3 separate regions of the Mus musculus genome follow, and all the other regions are linked to region 2. A link is a loop called in an ENCODE intact Hi-C map of the cell type or tissue named here. Cell type or tissue: left cerebral cortex. All regions are shown on one strand.

The links. A loop is a pair of places that touch in the nucleus more often than their neighbours do. Peaks named below come from ENCODE experiments on the same cell type or tissue, not always from the same donor. Only the 100,000 strongest peaks of a DNase experiment are listed, where the experiment ranks them.
Region 1: a loop joins it to region 2, with 3 times the contacts of the local background. A loop is called at or near these places in 3 of 42 quality-filtered maps.
Region 3: it touches region 2 in a loop (4-fold over the local background); 5 of 42 quality-filtered maps call a loop at or near these places.

The regions. Positions count from the first base shown.
Region 1 is chr5:70,838,932-70,846,931 of GRCm38, reverse strand. Gabrg1 (gamma-aminobutyric acid (GABA) A receptor, subunit gamma 1) reads left to right here and starts at 4,315. Exons shown (of 9, transcript NM_010252.4): 1 at 4,315-4,816. The coding sequence starts at 4,713. In left cerebral cortex, a CTCF peak has its summit at 4,595; DNase peaks (open chromatin) are centred at 3,683, 3,925 and 4,542; H3K4me3 peaks cover 1,937 bases; H3K27ac peaks cover 891 bases.
Region 2 is chr5:71,090,226-71,098,225 of GRCm38, reverse strand. Gabra2 (gamma-aminobutyric acid (GABA) A receptor, subunit alpha 2) reads left to right here and starts at 2,377. Exons shown (of 10, transcript NM_008066.4): 1 at 2,377-2,651; 2 at 3,608-3,694; 3 at 6,139-6,254. The coding sequence starts at 3,624. In left cerebral cortex, CTCF peaks have their summits at 1,905, 2,133, 4,211 (motif pointing right) and 5,595; DNase peaks (open chromatin) are centred at 4,184, 4,973, 5,549, 6,110 and 7 more places; H3K4me3 peaks cover 4,948 bases; H3K27ac peaks cover 3,663 bases.
Region 3 is chr5:71,259,406-71,267,405 of GRCm38, reverse strand. No RefSeq gene overlaps it. Among named protein-coding and RNA genes, the nearest start is that of Gabra2, 170 kb to the right of the region's middle. In left cerebral cortex, a CTCF peak has its summit at 4,705; a DNase peak (open chromatin) is centred at 4,869; H3K4me3 peaks cover 414 bases.

The DNA.
Region 1 (8,000 bases), 250 kb after region 2:
TCTTTGAAAATCTATTAGAATTCTATACCCATCTATACTATTCCTGGACAATACCCAAAAGACATTTGTTCAACTGTGTTCATAACAGCTTTATTCTTAATAGCCAGAAGCTGGAAACAACCCAGATGTCCCTCAACTGAAGAATGGATAAAGAAAATGTGATACTTCTACACAATGGAATACAATTCAGCTATTTTAAAAAAAGACATCTTGAAAATTGAAGGCAAATGTATAGAAATAGATAGTACTCATCCTCACTGAGGAAAGATAAGAGTAGATGCAGAGAGACACTTATGGTATGCACTTACTTATAATTGGACATAAGACTTAAAGTTGAAGATACCCATGCTACTCTATAGACCTAAAGAAACTAGGTAATTAGGGAGGCCCAAAGGAGGATGTGTGATTCTCACTCAGAAGGGGAAACAAAATAGTTATCAGAGGTGAATGGACAGAGTTAACTGGTTGGGAAAGGGGGTAAGGAAGAATAGAGCAATGGCAATCAGGTGTGGAGGAGAGGTGTTGGAGAGGACTGGGAGTAAGAATGGAAATCAGTGGGAGGTATCTCTGGGACCAGCTGGAGTTCTGGGATGGGGGAATTTATGGGTAGATTATGGAGTGACCCTAGCTGAGATTTCTAGCAGCAGGGGATATCAAGACATAAAAGGCCACCTCTTGTAGCCAGGCAAGACTTCCAGTGGAAGGAAGAGTCATCAACTCACAAAGAGAACCTTCAAGCCAAAATTGTTTCTGCCAAAAAGATGTACAGGGATATAGATCAGTAAAGACTGAGGGAATGGCCAACAAATGACTGGCCAAACTTGAGATCAATCCTATGGAAGCAAGGCAAACTCTGATACTATTAATGATACTCTGCTATGCTTACAGACAGGAACCTAGTATAACTGTCTCCTGAAAGTTTTCATTCAGCAGTTAATGGAAGCAGATGAACGGACACACAGCCAAATATCAGATGGAGCTTGAGGAGTTGTGTGGAAGAGTTGGGGAGAGAATTGAGCAAGCCAAAGTGTTCAAGGATATAACAAGAATACCTACAGAATCAACTAACCTGGGATTATGTTGGCTCACAGAGACAAGAAAAAATTTGTAACTCATAGCTGTTGGAAGAGAGAAATCAGTATTAAACAATGGTTTGTTACTGGTTATATGAACCCTACTTCATGTCATGTTCCATGCTCTGGCCAACACAACTGACTCTGTATCACCTTCTCTCCTCTCCTCTCCTCTCCTCTCCTCTCCTCTCCTCTCCTCTCCTCTCCTCTCCTCTCCTCTCCTCTCCTCTCCTCTCCTCTCCTCTCCTCTCCTCTCCCCTCCCCTCCCCTCCCCTCCCCTCCCCTCCCCTCCCCTCCCCTCCCCTCCCCTCCCCTCCTCTCCTCTCCTCTTCTCTCCTCTCTCCTCCGCTCCCCTCCCCTTCCCTTTCCTTTCTCTCTCTCTCTACCTACCTCTTTCTTTCTTTCTTTCTTTCTTTCTTTCTTTCTTTCTTTCTTTCTTTCTTTCTTTCTTTTTCTCTCTCTCTCCCTCCCTCCATCCCTCTCTCCCTTTCTTTCTTTCTTTCTTTCTTTCTTTCTTTCTTTCTTTCTTTCTTTCTTTCTTTCTTTCTCTCTTTCTCTCTTTCTTTCTTTGTTCATTGACAAACCTTAGTATAGGTAACTCTTTTGTAGAACTTTTTTGTTTAGTTTGTTTTGATTTTTTTTGTCTTTTTTTTTTTAATAGTTGGTGGAAAGAAAAATGGGGATGATCTCAGAGGGAACATATGCTCAAAACACATTGTATATTTGTTTAAGTAGATAATTGCAACACAAAACTTGCAGGCAATGGCTGTGGCTCAGTCATTCAAAAGAATGCATAAGAAAAGGATGATTTTAATGACAGTCAATGAAAAAATATTTAAAACTGTGGTCAAGTCTAGTTACCCATCCTCCACGCTCAGAGCAAAGGCCTTCTTTTCCTTGACACTACTGAGAGTTCACACTTGAATTCTTCATCGTAAGAGGAGTTTTTGTATATTTCAGAGTACAAAGCAAAAAAAAAAAAAAAAGCCTTCTATTTACTAACATTCAAGAACACACTCCAACCATACCTCACTCCACAATTGCAACAAGGAGAAATAACTCCCAACATTACCGAATCTCACGTGAACAAATTGTCCTAAAGTAAAAAGAAGCCCTACAATGGTCTCTCTCCAGTCCTTCACTGATAGCCACTTTGCACCTCCTAGACTTGAGTCACTAGGACATATGGTCTGTTCTTCCTAAGTGTGTGCTCTGAGATCCAGAAGTTTCTTTGAAGGGTACAGCAGGTCATTTTGGATTTTTCTTCAGAATCTAGGCTCCATAATTACCATATTTGTATGGACATTTTATCTTGTCTAAAAAAAGAAAGAGTTAAGTTGCCAAGTGGCAGCCAACACACAAACTTATCATGTCTTTTTCCTTTTTTAGGTTGCAAAGTGCTTACATCTACTTTGCATATTTTAGAGTGAACTGGAAATAGCCATTGTAGCTAATATTAAGATTTTCGAGAGGAATACCTCAGCACATATTGGGAAAATTGTGTTTTGGAAAACACACACACACACAAAACCCTATCATAGTAACCTTTTCCAGTTGTGACTGTAAGTAGACACCTTGCTACTATCCAAGGAAGCATCCTTCACGATTCCTTTCCATTAATTTCTTATAGCTGCTGTCAGAACCATCCAGTCAGATATAAAAAGAAGAGCAAGGTGTATTTGAAAGTTATTGGTAGGACAGCATAAGGTTACTGCCATAGAACATTAGATGGTATCATATTTAGATAAGAATGTGGAGAAGATCCGTTTAATATTAGCCAAATGCATGGAATAACCAGGAATTGTTTGCTATTCATTATGTACTAGAAGTGAATTAATTCCTGCTGTACTGTTTAATCAGATTCTTGAATGTGTGTGTGCATCCTGTGAAACCGTTAAATAATCCTTCACAAACACTGTTAAATGACAGAAAGAAAAAAAAAGAACTTATATTTTTATTGACATCATGGACCACCTAAATGCACTTGTTCCGGAATCTATTCTAATGTACCTAATTACTCTTTGAATTATTAGATATGAGCTGCTTTAATTAACATACTTTATGGAAGAGAAATATGCTAAATAGTGTGGAGTAAGAGAAAAGGAACGAGGAAAGTCAATACACATTTTCAGATGACGAGGAGTCAAAAAGAAGAAAAAATTTGCAGCAATATATGCTATTCTGAGCAACATGAAAGAAAGGAAAAAAAAATAGGGAAGAGAGACAAAGAGAGAAAGTCAATCAGTCTCTAGCCCTGCCATGCTCATCCGGTTCTTTTAATGGATTTCAGTGGCTATTGTAGCAACAGTTCCCTTACCGCCCTGCATGCACAAGCACTGTTACTTCTGCTTCAAACTGTTTGCTTCTCACGTGAGTACATGGTACATTTCACTTCATTTCTGAATTTGGGCAATTCCAGGTGGTGTGGAGTGATTAATGATGCAGCCTAGGACCCCATCCTTGGGCGACATCCCTGGGAAGCACGGATTTAGCAAGGCGTAAAGGCAGAAGATGGCTGGGCACTGAGCCTGTTTCTCCACAGCCACGGGTCTTTGCAGTACAGTTGTTCCAGCTGCCAGAGGCTTTCTGGTTGCCATGGTAACCCTTGGGCTCTCTGTTGAGAACTCAGAGCCGAGCCTCTGAAGTTAGGAACCAAACATAGGAGCTCCACAAATGCAAATGAAGTGCACTTGGGCAGGGGTAACACAACAGGATCACCCAGGTCAAACGTTACAACGCCTTTGACTGAAGGAGCTAGTACAATCAGTTTTATGGGTTTTGTGTTTGTAAAATAAGAGAGTACTTGCCTGGTATTCTCCGTTACTGTCATTTTCCAGTGACTGATGAGAGATGTACATTGCAAACCGGCACACTAGAAAGCAGGCAGTAGGAGGGGGTGGGGACGGAAACGTGCTTAACGGGAATGAGTCCAGCCTGCTCTTTCATTCACTGAGTTTTACACTCCCCAGCTCTAGAGAGCTCATCTGTGCAGGGCATTGTGTCAGGTCCTGTCTGCAAAGAGAAACAAGACACTGTCCGGAATCAAAATTAAGTAACAATAATTAATTATAATAAAAAATAATAACAGTATTCTCTTCAGAGAAGAAAATGTCAATTGGGCTCTGTCCACAGGGCACTACCTGGGGCTCTCAATTGAAGGCAAATTAAAATAAATAAATAAATGATAAAAATAAACAAATAAGTGATTCTTAGCCAAGGAAAGGGAAGAGGTAGTGGCCCCGATATAGAACATCAGGGCAGTGGTAGAAGCAGCATTTCCCTCGGGAACCCGACTCTCAAGACCACACCAATGTTTCTGAGGGACTGGGGCTGAGAAGAGGTTTATTTTTCTTTTCCAAAAAAACGGAGCCCTTTTCCCCACTGGGCTTGATTTCTAGTATGGGAAACCCCGCCTTTGTGGAACGCTGATTGGTCCAACTCTTTTTGAGATAATTTATGCCGCATCCACCCGGTGTGATTGGCTCCGTAGCTCAGTTCTGCTGGGAGTCGCATCCTACCTGCTTCGGAGGTGTACTGCCTATCCACTCCTTGTACTCACTGTGTGGTTGCTGAGGCTTGAGGCAAAACTCTGTGCTTGGGGACTGAGCTAGTGGAGGAAGGACTGTAAAAGCGAACCCGATGGGTTCTGGGAAAGCCTTCCTCTTCTCTCCTTCTCTCCTGTGGAGTCAAACTAGAGGAGTGAGGTTGATATTCTTGTTACTAACCCTGCATCTGGGAAACTGGTGAGTAAATTCAAGGACTTGAAACTGTCTCTCATTTTCTTTTCCTTAAATAAAAAATCATTCCAAGTAATTTGCATTTTTCCGGGACATGTGCAGTGTTTGCCATCATTGTATTTTCTGATTCTGCTTACTTGGAGACGGCATGAACTTGGCCTATATCTGAAGAATAGACGTTAGTTCATTTGTTTTTAAGTTCTACAGGATTATAAACTAATGTAGGCTTCATTTCCACAAAGGAGATTAGGAGTAGAAATGACTTTGCCAATATATTTGGGATTGAATAGTGCTGATGAACTTTCTAGATGATTCTGCATTTTAAAGACAAAGTTATTTCAGAAACTTTATGTTAGATAGCATGGTGTTTATGCTGTTTGTGTGTAAGCAAATATTATGGTTTTTTTTTCATTTGTTTTTGGGTAACATTCTTGATTGAGCTGTTCTTTTATAAGCTAGGTTTGATTATACATCTATCAGCTATAAGTATATATATACATATATACATACACACACAGAAAATATCAGAAATAACTCTATTTTTTTAGAAACAACTTTGAAAGTCTTTCAGGACACTCTGAATGTCTCGGCTGTATTTGTGTGTGGTGCTACCGTACACAAATCTTCAGTGTGGCAGGAGCAAGACTGGACTGTAAAGCCTTTCAAAACTTTGAAGTCATCCTGCGAGTGAAAGAAAATCTCACACTTGGACTGTGAAGGAGACAGAATATAAAAGATGTTGTCACATTTGGTTAAGGCATAGACGCTTTAAAAGTTTTTATGCTTTTCATTCATTGTTTCATTTGCTTTAAATGAATTTGCATTCAGGTTATGGTATTCTATGCTTTATTGCTGCTTAGAATCCAAGTAAAGCACAATTACTATGAAGATAATTTTTGTATATGGATTTTTGTTGTCATTACCAATAGCTGAACATCTGTATATCCTCAGAATGTGAGCACTGGATATGAGCATAAGCAACACTGGCCTTTCTGGATTAAAAATTTGATATTTAGTATGTTTAGGTTTCATTTGAGAATTACAGTTCTGCTTGTCCTTTTGCCTTAGAGTTTTAAATGTTCTCTATGTACAGACAATGTAATGAATGATTCATTCTATACCCTATGTTGTAATGGCTTATGTCCTTGACTATATCATGTTTAGTAGAAGATATTTAAGGAGAAATGGTAATTTTATACGATTGCAAAAGAAACCTCAGATTGGCTCAGTGCTTTTTTGGAGTAACAACCTGCATGCTCTTTTTAGCTTTATAACTTCACATTTCTATTTCAGTCATGTAGGGATACTGTCTCACAAAGAGCATATTGTCTATCCAAATACATGCTTCGTTCGGAGTAGATTCACATTTCATTCATTGTAGCTGGCTCGCAAACTCTCACCATGTTGCTCAGGGTAAAGAGCTCTGAGGTGCTGTGGGGAGGGGACTCATTGTATGCATGCTTTCACCTGACACATCTCTTTAAACTCAGTGGCTATAGTAGTTTCATCTACAAAATGTAGGATAGCAATAGACCCTGCCTGACTGCTTCAAATAGTCATAGTCAATACATCTGAGATTTAAAATGTCATATTCTGTGATTTAAAGGTATTTTCATGAGTTTGAGTAGTACTGAAGAGAAAAATTCTAATGTGACCACCATCTCCTTTTTATTGTGTGTGCGAAAGAGTGAAAATTAAGTTACAGGGTTCAAATTTATAAATAATTCATTTATCATTATTATATAGATAAATTGGATTACTATTGTCAGATTAACAAATGCTTATTGAAACAAATCTAAATATTGCTACTATCCTATGGTTTGAGTGTCTCAATTATGAGCATTTATGGCTATATTTTATAAAGCAGGCAAAGTTGTGATGAGTTTTATATTTTCTCAATGCACACTTGTAGAAAATTGTCATCACTACTTATAAACTATATATGATCATAAAAATTACTCTTCTCTTCCCCATTAATTTAAGGTTTCTCTTCTCAACACATCAAAGGTTCTGTCTATAAGAATTTCAGTGGCATACTAGTTTCTAAAATACACTTTCAATGTCATCTATTTAGAGATTTACTAACTTGTGTTATATTACTTTTTATATCAAATCAATGGGGAGGTCTTGTTTCCACATTAGTTTCCATAAAGAGCAAAGAGAGACAGTATATTGGCTTTCCATATTGCTGAGTTATTAAAGCTGATTATCTTGTTGTATCTAAAAGCTCTGCTCATAGATCCTGGGCTTCATCCTCCAGGAGAGGCCGTGGCGTCTTGAAAACTTAGGTTGATGCTTCACCAGCTTCATGTCACTTCTGTAATGTTAGAAAAATAAATAAATAAAAGGAAAATAATCAAGTTCAGATGGAATAAAAAATCTCTTAAAATTTTAGCAGTTCTAAAAGGTAAGCCATTGTAACCTTTGAGAATTTACATTTTTGGAAACCTGAAGAAATATATTTAAACATTTCTAAAGGTTTAAAAAGTCCACTGCAGCATTCAGTTTTCCATATTAAAATATTCAACTGCAACCACTTTTAAAATATATTATTTTAGGTAATTTCAGGAATAAATTTATGATTGTGGTAGTTAATTAGATTTTTTATATGTTTCTAGCTTTTAGGCTTATTTTTCTAGTACAATACCAATGGTAACCATGTAAATGTTCCATGATTGAACGTACTGAAAGGACTCCAGAGATCAATTGATTTTGAAATGAGAATGTTATAGTTGATGAAAGTTCTGGATAAAGAATTTTTTAGATTATCTAAACACAAAATTACAGATCAGTTGTTCTCCACTCTGTATAACGAAAGACTTTGGGCTAAGCAATAAAGGAAAAGCTTCATACTGCAATCAGAGGTCAAAGACATTTTGTATTTATATACATGGGATTATATTTTTTAGGAGTATAAGAAAGAAGGTATAGTCCAAGAAGAAGGAGTCAATGTAGGATAGAAAACTGAATTATGGCAGTTGAGGTCTTAGGAAAATGAAGGTCACATGTAGCAAATAGCTTCCAAGAAGGGTGGGAATTTGTAGGAACAACTTAAATTAAAGATTTCCAGTAAATATTCTTATGTAGGAGGTATTAAGAGATAATCCTGGTCTTCATCATCAAATTTCAATTTCAGTTTCAGCTCTCATTTGATGTACAGAAAACTAAGTTTCCAAAATCAATTCTGAGA
Region 2 (8,000 bases):
CTGTTATCTGCTGTCAGCATTTCTGATTTCCAGTTCCTTCAGTGTGGTTTGAAGTGGTAACCACAGGTGTCCAACATCAATAGAAATCATAAAACATTTTCTGTGGTTGGGGGGGGATACTAAAGATCGAAATTTTATGATTTAAAAGAATTTTTGGCTATACTCTAGATCTTGTGAATATGTATCCAAATATTTGAACTGTTTCAACATACACTTTTACAGAAACAAAGTGGTGGAAAGAAATTACTTGGAACAGCCTGCTGACGAAGCCTCTCAAATGCAGATTATGTCAGTGAGATTACAAGTTAAATCAGGCTGTTCACAGACAAAGCTGTTTTTCTTTAAAAAATACCAAACCAAACCAAAAATCACTTCAATTAATAAAAGTTTTAAAATGGAAATGGGCAGTTAGAATCTTTTTTTTTTCCATATCAGAATCAAGAGGAGAAAATAGCAGTCAGTAAGCAAGCACAGAATATTTTCAAAGACTGAGGTTCATGAAAGAGAAATCTTGTAGGGACATGGCAAATATGGTTGCCCTGGTCAAAATATAAAGAGTTTAGCTGTGATATAAAGGCAAGGTGAGAGAGCTCCTTACAGTAAAGGACACATGGGAGTGGGGCAGGAAGGGGCAGTCCAGAGTGTTCTCAGCAAGTAAAAGGCTCTAGATTCTCTGCTTGCAAGGTTTTAAATGGCATGTCTTTTATCTTTGTGAATTTTAATTAGACTCTTCAATGGGCAAGCCAGCAAAGGAATATTAACGAAGGAGGGGGAGAAGGCTGCATGTTGCTCCTTTCTTCTTAGTAGGGTCAGCTAAATAAGAAATGTTTGCTTAGGTTTTAAGAAGTTAAATGCTCATTGGCAACGTGGTGGCTTATGGTTTAAAAGGAACAGCCTGAAATATTTCTATTGTAAGTGTCTTCCTCTCTTCCCATAATCTTCAAAGGAAAGCTAAAATTTACTGTAGATTAGCACTGCCCGTTAGGAAAACTGCATCATCTAGTAAAAAAAAAATCTTGTGTGTGTGTGTGTGTGTGTGTGTGTGTGTGTGTGTGTGTGTGTGTGCTCAACTACCAAATGGTACATATTGACTCTGAATGTAAAATAACAGAGTCGTACAAGCTTAGGACACTCTCCCTTTTCTCCTTTTATAGTGTCTCACATTTATGAAAACTTCTGAGAAAAAAAGATAAAGAGCGGCTCTGGTTTGCCTGAGTAGAATGTTCCTAAGATTCAGTTTCCTGCACAGTACAAAAAGGAATGCATCTTTCTTTTCTTTTTCATTGGTTTCCTTTTTCTTTTTCTGTTCATGTTGCACGGTTCGATTTTATCGCCCCAGATAAAGCGGAAGGAAACATCAGACAGATCAAACACAGAATTCTCAAAGTGTATGATAGGTTTGGAATTACAAGTCCCTGCCAAGAAAAAGCCCTAAAGGGGGGAAAACCTCAAACTGCTCCATCTCGTTCCTGTCTGCAATGGAAAGAAGGCAGCAGGTTCCTTAGCTCAGGGCTAACATAAACTTTTTATAGCTCTTAGACTGAATCTTGAGCACCAGGTAAGGAGAATGCCTGGACAAAGAGATTAGGGTAAAGCATTGCTGAAAGAAAGCAGGGGGTTTTCCTGAAGGGTAAGGTCAGCATAGGGCCCTCACTGATCCGCTTTGGGCAAGTCTCCAGACCTCCTAGCTTGAGGGGAAACTGGTCCTAATTATGGGAGCGCTGAGCAAAGAGAGGTACATCCAGAGGGCTAAGGAAATCAAAGAAACTTCCTGCTGTGTAATTCCACGTAACGTGCGTTTAACATGGTCCTGCGTGGATGCGCTGATGACTAAGTAAAGGCGTGATTAGCCCCTTCGCCCTCCAGTGGGAGCCATACATCGTTACCTCTTCCAGGCAACCACGTCGCTCCACTAGGGATGATGTCGGGGGACGAGCGGCAGGGAGCCGCCCGTGGGACCTAGGGCCTCACAAACACACACCATTCACAGTTCAGCACCCACACTCACCAGCAGCCGCCCCCTAACCCTTACACCAGGAAGCTCACTGCCTCCAGCTCCAGGCAGGGTGTGGGCTCCACTCCTCCAGCGCGGTGTGGGCGCGGGCAGCGGCGCTCCCAGGCGCACTGTGGTGCCCCGCGCTACCCCGGCTGTGCTGCCCCAGGTGCCCAGAGGGCGGCGGTGGCTTGGCCAGGATTGGGGTGGGGGATAAGGGGTCCCCTATTCCCTGGAACCTTCTTAATCCTCTTCCTTGGGCTAGCTCCTCCTCCTCCAGGCGCGGGGCTCGTGCCCGCTGCTGCCTGCCTGCGCGCATCGCGCCTCCGCGCCCCCACCCCGGCTCCTGCGATCGCTACTCCCTCCTCCTCTTCCTCCTCCTCCTCCTCCGCCCATCACCGCCACTACGGACGCCTTCGCCGCCTACTCCTCGCGCGGCCACGACTCCTCAAGCTCTCTGCTACAGCTTCCACCGGCCCATCCATTCGTTTGCTGCCTGGTCTTTAGGCTGCTGCAGTCTCTCTCTCTCTCTCTCTCTCTCTCTCTCTCTCTCTCTCTCTCTCTCTCTCTCTCTCTCTCTCTCTCTCTCTCAAGTTTCTGTGGAAACAGATTCAAAGCCACTGGAGGAAAACATCTACTACTTCTACTAGCTGTTCAGGTAGGGTCGCAGACGTTGGTGGCAGCGGGGGTAACCTTTGCTCATTCCCCTCTGCTTCGCCAGCATGCCACCCCCACCCCACCAACCCACTCCACTCTTCATGCTCCTTCGACACGGAGGCTCAGGTTCTCCTAGTCTCTCCATCCTCCAAGATCGAATTCCAATGTCCCTCCCCAGAAACGTATATTCGCAACTACAATAAAAATCCAAGAGCCAGTCCGGCGGCTGCACGCTGGCCCGGCTCTTTTACAGTCTCCAACTTTGCACACACTGGCAGCGCTGCCTGCCTGCTCAGCGGCGTCTGATCCGGAGCCTCACGCTCCTTTGGTAGTCTTGGCTCAGAGCAGCTGTCAAATGCATAGTTCGCAGCACTTGATTTCCACCCTGCTGCCTCTTGAACATGGACGTGGGCAAATGTGAAAGGGCAGGGCGAATGATTTGGATTTGATTTTCTATTTTTTTTTTTTTTTGAGGGTGTGATGGTGGTTGTTGTTGAGTAAAGTGAAGACGTGAGTACCACAATTAACTGTAAGGAAAAGATAGAAATGAAAAAGTAGCCTGCTTGCTGCCAGCTTTTTCCTGCTGTCGTTGCGGAGGTGATCTTCCTTGAGAGGGTGAGGCGTGGAGTATCCATCTCCCCACCTCTTTCGCACACACTCCTCCAACCTATTTCTTCATCAGCTACTGTGTCAGTTTAGAGTCCCGGGTTGTCATTTTATGCGTGCATAACGATTTTTTTTTTTTCAGAGGATGGGACTGGGGAAGTTATAGGCAGAGGAAAATGTATTAGTGGTGTAATCTTTCCATTAAAAAAATCCTTTCCCATTGCCTGTCATCCAGTCCTATACCTAGTAGACAGGAGTAACATCCCCTCCTAATTGAAATGAAATTCTTTTGGGTTATTGGCTTGGTAGGATGAGAACAAATTTAATTTAATTTTGTTTTTTCTTCCATAGCTTTGGCAACAAGAAGATGAAGACAAAATTGAGCACATGCAATGTATGGTCTCTGCTGCTTGTTCTTCTGGTGTGGGACCCAGTCAGGTGAAGCATTGTTTTTGATTTCTTCATTCCAGGTCTAGGATGATTTTTAAGTGACACAACTGTATCCACACTCTTTAAAAGACTAGGTATTTTGAGGAATTATCAATTATTTTAGTGGAAATGGATTGTACAGGAAATTGTCGTACTAAGTGTCTGAAACTCTAAAAAGTTTGCTGATTTTTTTTTAAGCAGCCAAACACACACACACACACAACAAAAATGAATGGGATTTTTTTTTTCTATTTGAGGCATTTAATTGAAGAAGCGACTACCCTATCAGGGATATATTAGTTTAAAGAATGCCTGTCGTTAAGGTGTTCATAGTTATACTAAATTCTGGTAAGGAAGCTAAGCCGTCCTTGGAACACACAGAAAAAAAAAAATCAGCTAAATGATTTAAGTGGCAACTTAGGCTTTTTCTTTTCTTTCTGTTTCTTTCTTTGCATTTTGTATTGAGCCACTGGGGCTTCTATAGACAGAGTAGGAAACCTAACTGGTATGTGAGTCTGAGACCTGTAGGTGGAGGCAGCACACAACTAGACAATCACAAACATCGAAACAAAAGCTGATTTATGAGCCAACTTTTCATCTTATTAATTTAGAGATAATTTGTTTTTCAGTTGGTTAATGACCAAAAGAGTGGTTTCTTAAAATGTGTGAATTTTCTTTTGCCTATTATCTACACAGAAATTAGTTTGATTGCTTTAAGTAATATCATTAATTGTCGTTTTCTCTGATTTTTTAAATAAAACCAGCAGTGGGTATATTTCATTGAATGCATGTATAGGGAATGGTTTTAAACCCAAGAAAAATTAAAATACAAATTTTGTTATAATTCTTCTGTAGCTATTACTCTTTAATAATTCCCCTTATGAGTTCTAACAAAATAATGTTTAAGATATTTTGGAACAGAAAAGAAATCTGTTTGGAAATACTTCACTTAACTGGGAAATGCCATCTATGACTAAATATTGACTTTAGAAAGATAATCTGAACTATAACTGAGAAACAAACACCTCAGGTGAAACACTTCAGCTAGACTCTTGTGACTATCTTAGGGACTGGCTTTAAAAATTAGAATGAGAAACTTTTGAAGGTAGAGTATATGAATTGATATTCTTACATAACTTGAAGATGTCCATCTTCATGTCCACACTTCAACACTCCCTCTGTTCTTCAAAATTCCAGCTTGAAGTTTATTGCCAATTTTGGTGTATTATAAGTATTGTTAGCTTCTGGTTCTGCATTCATTTAAATGTAAATGGTCTCTGTCGCTGATGTTTTATATGATATATATTGACTAGAATGGAAGTACACACACTCCCTGACTTTAAAGGCTTAGGCATTCACTTATCAATGAATAAGACCCAAGACCCAGTGCTGACAGCTTAACTAAATATCACTCTACTCATTTTCTGTTCTATATTTGACCCAATAATGTTCATGGCAGTATTTTATTCTATTATATAAATGATTCCTTTTTGGGGACAGTAATTTAAATCTCTGAATCATTCCGAGAAAAAATGGCAATGAGAGGGGACACTCTGTTTTATACATTCAGTTTATTTGACCAAATTGCTGTCACAAAATCAGGTTTCTGGCTTTATGATGGAGAAATCATGAAGAAAAATCACTGCCTCTAAAGCTTTGCTAGGGGTGTTTTAAGACCCCTTTTCTTGCCACAAATTTATCACCAGAGAAAGGCTAACTGGACACTTTTATCTTTATGTAGCCCCTTATTACTTCTCTGAGACCACTCAAAGGACCTGGCCTTCTTAGAGTCTGTGAGGGTGTGTGTTGCTCTTGCCTTCAGACCCCATCTCCATCTCCTGGCTACACTGGAGCTTGGCAACCTGCCAGTGGAGTTCCCCTGATGTCTATATTATGCTTGGCCATTGGGTGGAGGTATATCCCAAGTGAGGAAATTACTTTCATCTAAAACTGTGAAAGACATAAGAGAACAAGAATGCTATGTATAAGAATGACAGGGAATTTTTGTGCCACCAAGATAACAGTTTATTTTCCAATTAATAGTCACAACACTGAAGAATTACTTCAGAAGTTTCTCTAGTTATTTCATTCATCTAATTGCAAAGCAATCTTGTTGATAATGCCTACATATGAGAATCAACAAATATGGTGTGTTCTAAAGAGGAGACATTAAGATTATAGCTCATACAGAATAACAAATGCTAGAAGTCTCAAAGGTGTTACCATTATTCTTTTGATATTTACTGTTTCTTTTTTGAAACAGAATACTTACCTTCCCAGCAAGTTTAGTGCTATTTATAGAGTGAAAAAGAGAAAGAAATGTATGTCACTAATGGCTGAAGGAGCCTTAAATTAAGTTAAATTCAGATCAAGGAGAAAGAGCATTTTGGCGCTTAGCCAAACACTGTATGTACATATATGATATATACAAATGTGTAAAATTATCTGTTTAGGTTGGTGCTGGCTAACATCCAAGAAGATGAGGCTAAAAATAACATCACCATCTTTACAAGAATTCTAGACAGACTTCTGGATGGTTATGATAATCGGCTTAGACCAGGACTGGGAGGTAAAAATAGTTTTCCTTTATTTTAAACCTTCAAAATACAATGGCTTTACAAGTTAAAGGTAAGGTGCTCATCTTAATGCACTCTATGCATGAAGAAATTGTCAAGTCTTTGAAGTCCTACAGAATGAAAAGTAAGAAAAACAAAATAAACATTATAACGTCCCTTTGCACATGTCTAACCTATTTAGCTATATATTGTGTAGAGTGCCCATATTCATATAGGGATGTGTGTGTGTGTGTGTGTGTGTGTGTGTGTGTGTGTGTGTGAACAGTTTTATAGTTAAATTATTGGAAACATCCTGTTTTCTATGCAGAGAATATATATTTGTATTATTTATCTGCTGTGCCTGTGTAGCATCAAATGCTACTAAATTATCACTTTTACAAATGCCTATCTTCAGATCAGCATAGATTACACAATAATCAGAGAAATAAAGATGTTGCAAATATGTAGTGGCTGTAATCCTACTTTACAAAGTTGAAACAGTTGAATTTCAGGCTTCAACAACAATTTTCAAGTAAAAAAAAATGTTTTTTAAATCTAAGAAGTTATCGAAATTAGAGGAGGCTAGTGTGTTAAATGCCAATTAGTGTTCAGGATTGTTAAGTGACACTAAAGTTAGATACAAGTAAGCATAGGGATGGGACTGATAAAAATATCCCAAGCCAAGATATTGTTACTTATGAGTTTTAACAATGTTAAATGCTTGCCTATTTGTACACATATAGATATGTTACTTAAAATGTTAGTTAAAAACTATATATGATAAATATGCCCATGTACACATAATTATTGCAATGCTTAATTGATTCAAAAGTAAGACAAAATTAGCTCAACATTCCATGCCAGGTAGTGATGAGTACAGTTTCTGGTTGTTCCAGCATTAACAACTTTGTAAGGCTTCTCACAGGGTTTCTATTAAGTTGGGCCTGGTGACATACACACCTGTGGTTTCAGCATTTGGGAGATAGAGGTAAATTGTTCAGACATTAAAAGTCTTCCTTAGCTACACAGGGCGTTCCAGCCTGGGGTACCCATGACTTTGTCCAAACTTTATATTAAGTCAATGTGTGGAATTTTATATTAGTAATTAATTTGATAATAGACAGTTGTTAGGTTCTGAGTATCTCCCGAAATTGTACAGTATGTCTTCACAGTGGTAGGAAAACAGTCAAAGAGACCCAACCTGTTAAACAGTATGTCATTTAATTACATTTTGTTTTTCACATTAATTCTTGAGTAGCACATCAAATTTAAAAGAGGATCCAGGGAAGAACAATGTTTCAAAAATGACACAAGTGATACAGTGACAGGTTTTATTTCTAAGAGATTTTTTTTTTAGGAGAAAAAAAAAAGAAGAAGAAGAACATAAAATGGAGCACTGTATTTCCTTAATACTGGATATTTCTAAATAGTTGAAACAGAAATGGCTTGGAAATTATGATAGAAAATGTGCCAATAAACTATTACCACACTCATGTATTCTCTTGTAGAGAAAGAAACAAGTCTAACACAAAATTGTCCTAATCTGTAACGGTGGTTTATGATACGGATTGCACAAGGGCGGCTCGTTTATCTCAAACATAGAACTTTTTATCTTTAAATAAATTGCCTGGTGCAAAATAAGTTGTAAAATGTAACAGCTAGACCTTGAACTTCATTGTTTTTCAGTTCCAAAACAATCTTTGCTTCTGGGTTGCATGGCTGGGTAGAGGAAACTATGTATTTTCTCTTTCAGATATTTT
Region 3 (8,000 bases), 170 kb before region 2:
CTTTTAAATCAGGGATTATCTTTTTGGGTGTGTTGGGATGCCCAGGACTGGGTGGGGTGGGAGTGCTGCGTTCTGATGATGGTGAGCGGTCTTGGTTTTTGTTAGTAAGATTCTTATGTTTGCCTTTTGCCAATCTCTGGAGTTAGTTGTTGTAGTTTTCTCTGGTTAAATCTTGTTCCTCAGGTGTTTATGTTAGCCTCTATCAGCAGAACTTGGAGACTAGCTCTCTCCTGAGTTTCAGTGTTCACTGTACTTGCAGGGAAGTTGCCCAGATATCTGGTGTTCGAACCTGACTCCTGGCAGAAGTTGTGATCCACTCACAGAGGTCTTAAGATCCCGTGGAGGGTCCTGTGTGTACCTTGCGGGTGTCCGCAGACTCCATGCCCTAGGTACCCTGGTGCTGGCGGGGACTGGTAGGGACTTGTGCCCCTGATCAGGCTGTGTTTTCTGCTTCCCTAATTAATGCAGTCTCAGGTCCCACGTGATTGGATTGGAGCAGCAGCTGTGTTCTACTCACCATAGGTCCTAAGATCCCCATGGCGGGTCCTGTGGGTAGCTTGCGGGTGTCTGCAGACTCAGCACCCAAGCTACCCCGGTGCTGGTGGGGACCGGAAGGCTCAGTACTGCTTTCTTATTTGATATCAAATTACAGTTGCAGTGTTTTGTATCTCATTGGAAGGAAAAGACCTTTATACTTGTGAATATTCTTAAGAAATTATAAAATGTAAAAGGACAGATCTTAAAGCTAATGGTGGCTCTTATTAGACCTCATCACAGAGCTCTGCAAGCATTCCAAATGAAATACAACATGTCTAAAGCTCACATCCACAAATAAAAGGAAACATAATATTTATCATTCTGTGCCTGGACTAACTTACTTACAATTTCTTTTTCATTCACTTCGCAGCAAAATTCATTTATCTTAACAGTTGAACAATATCCCATCATATAAATGTACCCACCACAAAAATGTACATTGTTATTATCCATTTGTCTGTTGATGGTGACTATTAGACTTGTTGGTTAATTAGGGCCTATAGATCACAAAATATTAAATGCTGTAGCACTGCTCTTGATTACCCTCCAGAACTTGACAGTAAGATCTAATTGCTGAAGATACCACACATCTGAGCCATAAAACAAGGAGAGATTAAGGTGGTATAGGATGCTGACATCATCCCTACTGGCCAGGTTTATAGTACAAAAATGTGCTATATAAAGGTTAAAAAAAAAATAATACTTTTACTCAACTGACTACCTTGCAAGCTACAATAAAGACATAGCTTGCAAAATATGTTTACTGGTAAAATAGTAGTATGGATATCAAGGGAGTAGCCAACCATTTTTCAATTGGATTTAAACATGCTGCACAAGTTGGAAATTATACCTGGCAGCATTCCTGGACAAGAAACCAGTAGGTAGGACCTACTACTATTACTTTACTAAAGGGATATGGTGTTCATCTGAGTCCTAATGATTTATCACTATGTACATATGCTAGCACATCTCTCAAACCTTACGAGAGAAGCTGTTTGTTTGTATTTTGCCGTGCATGGTGATATGGTGATTACCAGAAAGAAGCACAACTGGTAAATCTGTAGAGATTAAGAGAAAAAAGAACACCCAGCCCCTAAATGAAATATCTGTATCATATCCCTTACTCCCAAGCTTAGGTATCATATCAGGAGAGGATGTAGAAAGAGTATGAGAGCCATATGCTACATATAACTGCCATGGAAGAGTATACTCCAGAAACAACAACACAGTTATGTCTATGAACTCATAGTGGTTGTGAGAACATGCACTAGACAAATTCCAAGTCAAGCCTTAAAAAAAAAAAAGCACACCATAGAGAGAAGTAGAGCAGTTGTTGGTAACTGATAGCTGCCAGATAGGGAGAGTTAGCTTTTTTTAAAGGTATAGTCCCTGGCAGGTTGAACATTTTTCCACTGGATGGCCTCATACCTATGAGTGTATAGTCATCACTAATTAGAATAGAGTTTATTTTAATAAATGAATTAGGACACCAAATTTTGTAAATATGGAATGGGTAATATACCTTAGAAGTGTTGAGGACTATGGATATAATCAAAATACATATTATTTTCTCAAATTATTAATTAAAATATAAAATAATGGATTATTACATATTTTCTGGAAACATCTTTTTTTATAGAATGAATGATTACATATAGTTCTTTTAGAAAATCTTTTTCAATTAAAACTGAATGTTTATCATACAGTTGCTGACTTATTGAACAGTGGGGGAGGACAAGAAGTCTTAATGCATCAAAAGTTATATCTAATGTAAACACAGAAAGCCATTGTGCATATCAGTACACATTGAAACTTCAGTCATAATGGCAGAAAAAAGGGATGAAAAATACTCAACAAGAAAAAGAAAACTACAAGATGTGAAGAATGGGTGTAGTCTTATACAGTGGTGGTAGGTAGGTAAATTGGTGTAGGTGCTAAAAATCATGTGGTCTAACTATATCACTCAATATTTTAAATACTTAAATATTCTAAATCAGTATATTCAAAGAGACCTACACACCTATGTTTATTGCAGCTCTGTTCATAATAGCCAAGATAAGGTGCCAATCTGAATCCCAATCAACAGGTGAAAAGATGCAGCATTGTGTGATATATTTACATAACAGGGTTTTACTTGGCTATCAAAGTAAGCAAGGTGAATCATTTAGTCTAAAAATTAGGTTACACTGAAAAATCATGTTGTCAAGCAATTATACCAAACTAAGAAAGACAAGTAATATTTTGTCTCATATATAGAATCTAGAATGAAATGCATAGTAATAAAAATATTATAAACTTAACTGGAACTATTTGTGTGTGGTGAAGAGGCCAGCAGATGATGGATATTGAACAAGAGAAGACAGTGTGGGGTGAGTAAAATGATTCTCAGGCATGGAAACAGGTTACTGAAGCCTACTCTATCATAGGTCAACAAACAGTACTTTATTTGATCGATGAAAATTGAAAAACACAGTTTAACTAATTGAATTAAAGACTTGTTCATTTATTTCTACATTTCCAGGTGGCATAAGCAAGCTAGAACCTTTGATTGCAGTCCTCAACTACTGTAACCATTACAGAAAGACACATTAAAAGTCAGGATTGTGGGGCACAGAGGTGGCTATATCTACAATACAACTCCTATACCCAAGGGTCAGGAAGCATTGAAGAAGAGGAGGTAGAAAATTAGGAAGAGATGAAGGATCTGGAAGTTTACTGTGAAATTGAGTCTCCCAGGTACACACCCATAAAGTCTTACTACATAACTTCTTACACGTATAGGCAATAGACATGCTAATGTGGACATGGAGAAGCCCACTAGGAAGCCTTGACCCTCAACTGTAGTCAACTAAGCAGTGCTGAGAGTAGAATACACAGTCTTCTAGAGGGATGACCATACCAACTGGTTATCCAATACTACATTATCAGCCCTAAAAACATACATGCAACTAGCATCATGCATACTTAAGAACATACATGTATATACATATGCATATGTTTATGTAACAATAAATAATGAAAGAGGGAGGCAATGCATTTGAAACCAAGCAGACAGGTGTGGAGGTTATGGGGGACTTGGAGGGAGAAAAGGAAGGGAGAAATTATGTACTTATATTCTCCAAAATCAAAAGAGATAAAAAATATATTCAGCCAAGCACAGTATGATTGGACGCATGCTTTGTTTCTTTTTGGAATGCAGAATGTTTTTTACATTAAAGTCTCTCAGAAGGTATGGTATGACTGAATGCAAACTGCTGAAGATGTTGCAGTTGTTTTCAGTATAGAATATAGGAATCCCTTTCTCTAATAGGGAGGAAAATTTCCACTCTCCAAAAGGACACTGCAAAAGTGCATTTTCCACTATGTCACAGTTTACTCTGTCAGTATTTCTAAGTATTGAAACAATACCATCAACATTTTGTGAAAGACTTATATTTGGTGTTTTGTTTCTCATTGTATTGTCAATTCTTGGGGCATAGTAGGAACACATGCAAAAAAAATGCATGCAATTAAATTGAATAGAATGGAATTATCTTGACCTGAGATCGGTTGTCTACACCATAGTCAAGATTTTATTCCCTGATGCTAACTTTCACCTTCTGTGTTCTGCAGGAGCCGAAGGCCTTGTGCAAGGACCAGATATTCAGTTCTCTTCTTAAATGGCCACAGGGTTCTAACATATTATTAACTCATGTCCGGTTAGGACATTTACTGAGCCAGTGTTAGTTCCAATCTTAAAGGTGTTCAGAGTAGTTCTGACAGATTTCTTTGTTTTGTTCATTTCAAACACAATATCTGGGTGCCTTCCAGGTCTCCAGTCTCTTGTGATTTGTGACTTTTATAAAGCATGTTGAATGCCAATTCATTCTGGCTCAAATCTTCATAAACTTTCAGCAGAAAGATAATAACTGACTGATGTGAATATTTTAAATGAGGCCTTTGAAGAAAATCCCTAACAGATTAAAATTTCATATCTGGGACAAGTAAATGAAGTGCTATTGCATTGACAAACAAATTAGAATGGGGACAATTCCACGTCAATGAGTGGAAAGGACAAACCATTGACAACTTTCAGTAAAAATGGCAACTGAGATTAAGCTCAGGCTTATTTCTAAAGCTAAAGATGTGATTCACAATTTTTGGAATTTATGCTATACAGAAAAATGTGTACTAGATGGCAGTCTAAGTACCTTTTTCATTTATGTCTCAGTACGCTGTTTGGTTTCCATTCCAAGAGTACGGGAGGAAAAATACTATTCAGTATTTTGCCAAGTAAATGTTATTTTATTGTTGCACAACGGCACAGTGCATAAGCAATGAACTAGATTCAAGTTTAGAAGGGCATAGTGCATTCTTTACTGGTATATCACTCTGCAGTATAACTGTATTTAGAGGAAAAAAACAAAACAAAACAAAACAAAACCACCACAGCGTGTCTTGACACAATTAGATCAATCCTTGTTCCCTCCTTAGCCACGTGTCCTTTACAGACATTGCCAGTGTTCTTCTGTGCTCAGCATTGTGCTGTAAAACAGTAATCAGCTGCAAGTAGAAGAAAAACACGTGGCTATTTTGTAAATTTTCACAAACTTTAAGATCAGAGCAATCAAGTTGCTGCCCTCTCTCAGCTGAGGCTCTTAGTGAGTAACTTGGTTATCTGTGTAGATTCCTGAAGTCCTGACAGGTGGAAAACCTTGTGTTTATTCTAACTCTTTTCCAATTGGTACAGATTTCCTTCTATTCTAATTTTCACTCTATCTAATGCCTTCCTTTCTAAGACTTATCATTTGCTCTAAATTTTGTGGGACTTAAATAAAAAGCCAAAATTACAATGTTGAGGTTACCTTGTTTTCTGAGTGAGATAATAACTTGGTCTTTTATTTTTCTTGCAAATGGTGAAGGATTCCTTTTCTCATGTGTACACATGGCAAGTTTCTGACTAGTTTATCTGTAGTTGTTAAGCCTGTCCAAAGATTCTAACCAGCATAGGACAAATTACCGGATGCAAAGCACCACAAGTTTCAAGGTGGAATTCATACTTGAAACTAGTTTAAGTAGCAAAATATAGTTTATTCTTGTAAAAGAACCCAAAGATCTCTGTGCATCAGAATTCATAGCGTAAATCCTAGAGATTAGGAATAATGTGAGTTAGGTAAGGAGCTGACCAGAGACATGACAGGCTTTTCAGGAACTAAAGAGAGTGGCTTCAGTGTAGAGGTAGCAGCTGCTGATACTGATTCAACAATCAGAGCCCAGAAGAATCCCTACATATCAACGGAAGCATAAGTTTTAATTCAGTTTACACTATCAAAGAGAAAACAATTTCAGGTTTTTGTCCAAGGTGCCAGGTTCACCGTTACACCCCGTGCTTCCTAAACCCTGTTTCACATTCACAAAGAGAACACCCATAATTTTTAAAAATTTTTTTCCATTTATTTCACTTACTTTCCTTTTCCTTTTGCATTATTTCCATTATTTTTGCTTTAAAAATGTCATGTTTCCTCTCTTTGGAATTTGACAAGATGAATATTTAATGTTTACATTATTACAACTATTATTGTATGAGTTCTGCCATAGAGCCACATACCATACCACTTTATTTTCTTGCAACTAATTAGTGCCTGTTCTCTTTAAACATTCGTGATTTCTGTGTCCTGTTTTGACCTGTTTCGTATTCTCCTCATGTAAGAAGGCGACTTTAGAAAGTAAGTTCTCTCCCTCCACCACCTGTGTTCCATGGATGGAGCTCAGGTTTTTAGGCTTGGTGATAAGTACCATTACCCACTGAAGAATCTCTCTAGTCCTCCACTTTATTCTTATTGCTCATGTTTCTTTGAAATTAATTTATGGATATTTTACTTTATTGGTAATCCTTTCTATCTAGTATGCTAATTTTTTGTCTTTGATATTAATGGAAGACCTCAAATATGTACTTATTTTGACTGTATACTTAAACTTTAAGAAAAGGACAATTGGGGCTTGAGAGATGGCTCAGGGATTAAGAGTACTGACTCCTCTTCCAGAATTCAATTCCCAGCAACCACATAGTGGCTCACAACCATCTGTAATGGGATCCAATGACCTCTTCTGGTGTGCCTGAAGATAGCTACAGTGTATTCATATACCTAAAACAAATAAATCTTAAAAAAAGAAAAGGACAACTGCTGACTGAATTTCTGGACATGAGGAAACAACCATGGGTTTCACTGGGATGTCATCTTGCAGGATTGGTCGCAAGGGAAACATCATCACTGTCATTGCTTTTGTGTATTTCCTGTAGGTCTGCCAGATCCTCTACAGATCTCCTCCTCACAATCCAGTATAGCTCTAAAAACATGACACCAGGCCATTAGTATATACATTTTCTCTTCTATTTTTCTGACTTCTAATGTGGGATTTTAGTGTTATGAGAAGAGAACTCTTTTTTTTTTTTTTTCATTTTTTATTAGGTATTTAACTCATTTACATTTCCAATGCTATACCAAAAGTCCCCCATATCCACCCACCCCCACTCCCCTGCCCACCCACTCCCCCTTTTTGGCCCTGGTATTCCCCTGTAGTGGGGCATATAAAGTTTGCAAGTCCAATGGGCCTCTCTTTCCAGTGATGGCCGACTAGGCCATCTTTTGATATATATGCAGCTAGAGTCAAGAGCTCCGGGGTACTGGTTAGCTCATAATGTTGTTCCACCTATAGGGTTGCAGATCCCTTTAGCTCCTTGGCTACTTTCTCTAGCTCCTCCATTGGGAGCCCTATGATCCATCCATTAGCTGACTGTGAGCATCCACTTCTGTGTTTGCTGGGCCCCGGCATAGTCTCACAAGAGACAGCTACATCTGCGTCCTTTCAATAAAATCTTGCTAGTGTATGCAATGGTGTCAGCGTTTGGATGCTGATTATGGGGTGGATCCCTGGCTATGGCAGTCTCTACATGGTCCATCCTTTCATCTCAGCTCCAAACTCTGTCTCTGTAACTCCTTCCATGGGTGTTTTGTTCCCAAATCTAAGGAGGGGCATAGTGTCCACACTTCAGTCTTCATTCTCCTTGAGTTTCATGTGTTTAGCAAATTATATCTTATATCTTGGGTATCCTAGGTTTGGGGCTAATATCCACTTATCAGTGAATACATATTGTGTGAGTTTCTTTGTGAATGTGTTACCTCACTCAGGATGATGCCCTCCAGGTCCATCCATTTGGCTAGGAATTTCATAAATTCATTCTTTTTAATAGCTGAGTAGTACTCCATTGTGTAGATGTACCACATTTTCTGTATCCATTCCTCTGTTGAGGGGCATCTAGGTTCTTTCCAGCTTCTGGCTATTATAAATAAGGCTGCTATGAACATAGTGGAGCATGTGTCCTTCTTACCTGTTGGGGCATCTTCTGGATATATGCCCAGGAGAGGTATTGCTGGATCCTCCGGTAGTACTATGTCCAGTTTTCTGAGGAACCGCCAGACTGA